2 separate regions of the Homo sapiens genome follow, and region 2 is linked to region 1. Evidence: chromatin loops called from intact Hi-C (ENCODE). Cell type or tissue: lower leg skin. All regions are shown on one strand. Each heading gives the region's core, and the rest is flanking DNA. Links, peaks and the distances in the headings are about the cores only.

The links. Hi-C counts contacts between places; a loop is a spot of excess contacts. Peaks named below come from ENCODE experiments on the same cell type or tissue, not always from the same donor. Only the 100,000 strongest peaks of a DNase experiment are listed, where the experiment ranks them.
Region 2: it touches region 1 in a loop (12-fold over the local background); 106 of 110 quality-filtered maps call a loop at or near these places.

Annotation. Positions count from the first base shown.
Region 1 is chr4:81,843,617-81,846,659 of GRCh38, reverse strand. No RefSeq gene overlaps it. Among named protein-coding and RNA genes, the nearest start is that of RASGEF1B, 370 kb to the right of the region's middle. In lower leg skin, for the core only: a CTCF peak has its summit at 1,801; a DNase peak (open chromatin) is centred at 1,769.
Region 2 is chr4:81,466,605-81,469,353 of GRCh38, reverse strand. All of the region lies in intron 1 of RASGEF1B (RasGEF domain family member 1B), which reads left to right. Among named protein-coding and RNA genes, the nearest start is that of RASGEF1B, 3.9 kb to the left of the region's middle. In lower leg skin, for the core only: a CTCF peak has its summit at 1,716; no DNase peak of the experiment used is centred there.

The DNA.
Region 1 (3,043 bases), core at 314-2,813:
GTGGCCCAGGCTGGTCTCAAACTCCTGGGCTCAAGTGATTCTCCTGCCTCGGCCTCCCAAAGTGCCAGAATTACAGGCATGAGCTACCATGTCCAGCTAGTTTTAGATGTCTATTCATGCCTTCTACAGAAACTGATGAGTTTTCTTACATCCCCTATCTCTGTCTCCCTCGCCCTGTTCTTCAACACATACTTCCCCTCTTGTCTTCCAAACATGATTGTTTGAAAGTTGTAGCTTCTATCATTGAGCCTGTGTTACTATCACTTAACAGCTGAGCCATGTATTACAATATGATTGCATTTACTTTTCTATGTAACTTTTATAGTTTTTTTCTTTTTTTGGACTTAGTAGTTACCAATAATACTTTGTCTCAATTTCTTGAACTGTAAAATGGTCATAGTAACTGTATCTATCTCGTAGAGTTGTCAAAACTGTATGTTTAACTATTAGTTTTCATGGACTTTGTTTTTTATGTACTAATCCCTAATTCATCTTAAACTTTCTAACAGAGCCGTAAATATCTTTTTAATATACTTGATTTTATATTAAATGCTCAATGAATAAGCGTTGAAAACTATAGCCAATACTCTAATCTGCGCTGTATGAATGACAAAGCCATTTAATTGCAAGAGCAATGCATTTAGAATTCTTGGCAAGGCCTGAAACTGCCCCTTCCTAGCTGTGTGACCTTTGGCTAGCATATTTGAGTCACAGCTTTATCATCTGCAAATGGGAGAATTGGATTAGATAGTCCCTAGGGTCTCTTCCAGCACCATGATTCTATTATGGAGAAAAGCATATGCAGAAAATACCAAACTATGTAAAATATGTCAATGAAAAGAGTCAAACTCTAAAATATTTTGAAGGAATTTATTCTGAGCCAGATATCAAAGACCAGTGACGTGTGACATAGCCCTCAAGAGATCCTGAGAACATGTACCCAAGGTGGTCAGGATACAGTTTGATTTTATACATTTTAGGGAGACACAAGGCGTCAGCCAGTATTTGTAAGAGATACATTGGTTTGGTCAGGAAAGGCAGGACCACTGGAATCGAGGGCTTCCAGGTCATAGGTAGATTCAAGGATTTTCTGATTGGCAATTGGTTTAAAGAGTTAAAGAGTTTAAAGGCCTTGACTCAATAGAAAAGAATGTCTTGGTTAAGATAAGGAGTTGTGGACACCAACCAACCCCTTATCTTATGCAGAGGAGGTCTCCAGAGAGCTGACTTTAGAGATAATAGATTATAAATGTTTCTTATCAGAGTTGATTTCTTTCTCCTAGATCAGGAAAAAGGAAGGAAAAGCAAGGGGATTCTCTTCAGAATGTAGATTTTCCCCAAATCAGTCAGCTTTGCAGGACTATTTCAGGACATGGCAAATAAAACATATTTGGGCTTGAACTACTTTGATTTCCTTCTTTATCTGTCGTGTGATGTTATGCCAGAGTCAGGTTGGAAAGTGAGCCACATTATATAGGGTTAAATAAAACCCCTTTGATGAGACATTATGGATTGTAGGGTGTAACCCACCAGTCCCCTTAGATACAAATTTGGGCAAGAGAAGAAAAAGGTCAGTGTTTAGTTCTCAAATGTAAGATTGCAATGACATAGCTTCTACCACCTCTAGCACCACCTCCAGAAGACCTCTTAATAACCTTCTGGGCAGGATTATGCGACATCACTCACACTATGATAAAGGAGAATTTTGTTGAGTCATTTTATACAAACAATTGTCCTACCCCTTTGGGACACCTAGTTGTAATTTGCGGGCACCACCACTAAATGTCGCTATAGGTTACATAACTAAGTGGTCAGGAGTGCTCTATGTGTGTGTTGTTCTACAAGCTTTGAAAACTACCATTTAATCTCCTTATAGATTTAGAACTACATACCTTAAGTACTTAAACCAAAGTATTAAAAAACCTTGAAATTAAGATTTTTAAAGAAGGCGGTAAAACACAAAATGCTCTTTATTTCTTCCTTCCATATGCCTTTTCCCTCAAATGTTGTTTCTGTGTATCTAGTCACTGGTATAAACCAAGTAAACTGGTATTTAAAGGAACTCTTAACTGAGCAATTGCTTGACTCTCAGGCCTGCACCTTAATGATTTTTCTTTCCTCCAAAGATAAGAGATTAAGCAATAGGAGGAAATACGGGTCTCTTTGTTTTCTGTTTCTTGTGTCTGTTGTATTTCCAAGCTTATCTAAAATCCTAGACACTTTAATGTATTTTATTGATTTTACAAAAATATGCACATATTTTATATTTTAACATTTCTGAAATTATGATGCTTTATATAATTAATAGCAACATACAATTATATTGGTAGCACTTCTCTTTCTTAGTGATATCTCATAATCAACTTTTAATTTGATAAAATATTGTATCTGATATTATAATGTATCCATCTGAATTTATTAGAGTTCAGGGTTGTCTTAAAGAGTTGTTTGACAGGGGAACTTCGTTTTCTAATCAATTTTTAAAATTTTTTTCATTTTATTTTATTGTATTTTTAGAGTCTTGCTCTGTTGCCCAGGCTGGAGTTCAATGGTGTGATCTCGGCTCACTGCAACCTCCACCTCCCGGGTTCAAGTGGTTCTTGTGCCTCAGCCTCTTGAGTAGCTGGGATTACAGCCATGCGTCATCACACCTGGCTAATTTTTGTATTTTTAGTAGAAACGGGGTTTCGCCATGTTGGCCAGGCTGGTCTTGAACTCCTGGCCTCAAGTGATCCTCCCAAAGTGCTGGGATAACAGGCATGAGCTAACGTGCCTGGCCTCTAATAAAATTTTGTAGGGAGTTAAGAGTGGAAGAGATAATAATATTTATTGAATGTCCAGTATAGTCTGGACGTATGCACTTTGCGAATATGATGTATTTAATACTCATATGCTGGAAAGTGGGCTTTTTTTCTTTCTATTTTATGGGTGAGAAAACCGAGGCCTAGAAAGGTCAGTAACTTGTACAACTTGTAACTTGTCATACTACTAGTACGGGTCACTGTTTGAAATGGTGTATTTCTGATTATAAATCTTAGACTTT
Region 2 (2,749 bases), core at 250-2,749, 380 kb after region 1:
ATAGCCCCAGGAGAGCACCTCCTTGGAAAGGAGATGGGTGAATGGAATGTCTTTTTCTTTGCTTGGGAGAAGAATCTAGAATCCTTGAAGCAGGGATTGGGAAACTTGATTCTGATGCCACACATAATAAATGAAAAAGCTGTGAAAACATTTTGTGACTTCTTAAAGAGGCCAATTGCACTGTTAAAAATGCTGTTTAAGATTTATGGGATTTTTATTAGTAGTAGTTGAATTCAGGTATTGCCAGCCCACCCCCCTCACTTTTTCAGACCTATAGTTGTCCTTTTTGATTCTCCAGTTAAAACTACAAAAAAGATCCATGCAACCTTTGCTTATCCTAAAGTGACAGATGTTATAGCCTAGTGCTGTGGCATATTTCTGCCTTGGAAATAAGGAGACTTGGGTTCTGGTTGATCTGGAGCCCTAATCAGTGATTTATTTTTTCTCTATGCCTGCAGTGTCTATAAAACGACTGTGGGGAGTTGAACAGAATGATTTATGAGTTTCTTTAGGTCTGTCATAACTGCTTTATTTTGTTGTACTATCGCTTCATGCATTTACACCCTGTCTTAGAGGTGGACTAATGAAGGGACAAGTGATTTGCAGTTAGGTGTTCACCTACTTTCTGGGTACATGGAAATGAAGAGAGGAGAGTGAAATTTCTTTTTTATTTATGAATTCATGTAGAAATTTAATATTAAACTGCTTTTTGCTTTGTTTTTCTTTAGGTATGAATATTAAAAATGATTATCAAAAAGATTGGTGTCAGATTATTTTTTGGCCTATTAAATCAATATTACTATCCACTAAATTTTTAAATTTGTCTTCAACAATCATTTTTTCTTAGGTTTATATTTATTATTTCATTTCAGGATATGCCTATGTCTGGAAATCATTCAGTTGATTCAAACTTTATTAGGAAACCCTGCTTAGAAAATTAGTTTAACCCAGAGAAAGTACAAATTAGCCTGGACTACCAATATCTTTCTATTGATCTAAAAGAGAAAAATGGGAAGGGATGAATATAGTTTTTCAAAAACTCACAGCTGGAAAATTATCCCAGTAACCATGTTATATACTAAAATATAAATAGAAAACTCTACTTTTTAATAAACATCCTCATTAGGTATCAGATCATTTTCCTGAGATGAATTAGGTGTAGAAAAATAAAACCTTTCATTAAAGAATGTTCTCCACATGCTATTATCTAATTTGGGTTGAGATCTACCTTGTATAAATGATGATTCAGCTACTCATATCTGTGCTGTTCAGTATGGTAGCCACTAGTCATATGGGAATATTTAAACTTAAGTTTATTTAAATTAAACAAAATTTAAAATTTAGTTTTTCAGTTGCAATAAGCCACATTTTAAGTGCTAAGTAAGTCACTTGTGGCTAGTGGCTGCTGTATTGGATTGTGCAAAAGAAAAACATTTTCAGTATCCCAGAAAGTTCTTTTTGACAGCACTCAATTAGGTAATGATGATTTTGATTATCCAGAAGATCATTTTTATTCTTCCAGGAAAATGAAATATTTAATTCTCATTATAGATGAGCACCTACAATGTAAGGCATTATGACCAAATGGCATTATTAGCCAGTACGTCTTCACCTGTACAGTATGAGCTGTATAGTTCAATAATATGCCAAGATCACAAATACCAGTTTCTCAATATATTTTCCCCATAACTCTAGTTATCCTTTTGCTTTTCTAAACCAGCACTGTTACTGCTACAAAGTGCCAACTCTTTGAAAGACAAGGAACGAGGAGCCATCTACTGTCCGGTTTAGGAACTGCATGGAAGATGTAGCTAAAAAGTTAATGCATAAAGAATGTATGCATTACATTCTTTACATTCAATATGTCCTGGGTTCAGTTCCCACACAGTAAAGATTTATTTCATAGAAGAGTTTTAATTGACTCTCCAGGTTATGTGCCGAAATGTCATTTGTGGTTTAATAAACTGCTAACAACACATCCCCAAGACAAAAGATGACAAATCTTAGCTTTGTTTTTCTTCCAAGGAAACCAAAGATAGTAAACTATTTGAGTCAGAATCCCCTTCCTCCAACAATTAGGAATTAGTATGAAATATTTAAGCAGCATCTAAGACAAATCAAGCAGAATGGAAATTAACTTTTTGTATGGATGCTGATAAATCAGGAAATAATATCACTGTTTCATTGCGAGAGAAATAGGATCTTCCTTCCTCAAAAATACTGATTTTTTTTTCCTCCCTTAACTGTGAAATCTACTAAGCATGTGGGACTCACTTTCAAAGAAGGTACTTATCTTGGAGTCTTGGAGTTTCTGTCTGTTCACATACCAAAGAAGTGAGTTGACTCTGAGTTGTCTTCTCTGTGTTGTTTGCCCTCTCAATACAATACCTTTTTTTTCTTTTTTTTTTTTTTTTTTAAGGAGGTAAGCAGAGGTGTAGCATTTCTGCAGTTTCCAGAGATGCTGTTAGAAATCTCTGATTTAGGACGTCTTCTGACTGAGGACAGAAATGGGAAGATAATCTGGAAATTTTCTTTCTTTCTTTCTTTCTTTCTTTCTTTCTTTCTTTCTTTCTTTCTTTCTTTTTTTTTTTTTTTGACATGGAGGCTTGCTCTGTCGCCCAGGCTGGAGTGCAGTGGCGCGTTCTCAGCTCACTGCAACCTCTGTCTTCCAGGTTCAAACAATTCTCCTGCCTCAGCCTCCCCAGTAGCTGGGACTACAGGCACCCGCCACCACGCCCAGCTAATTTTT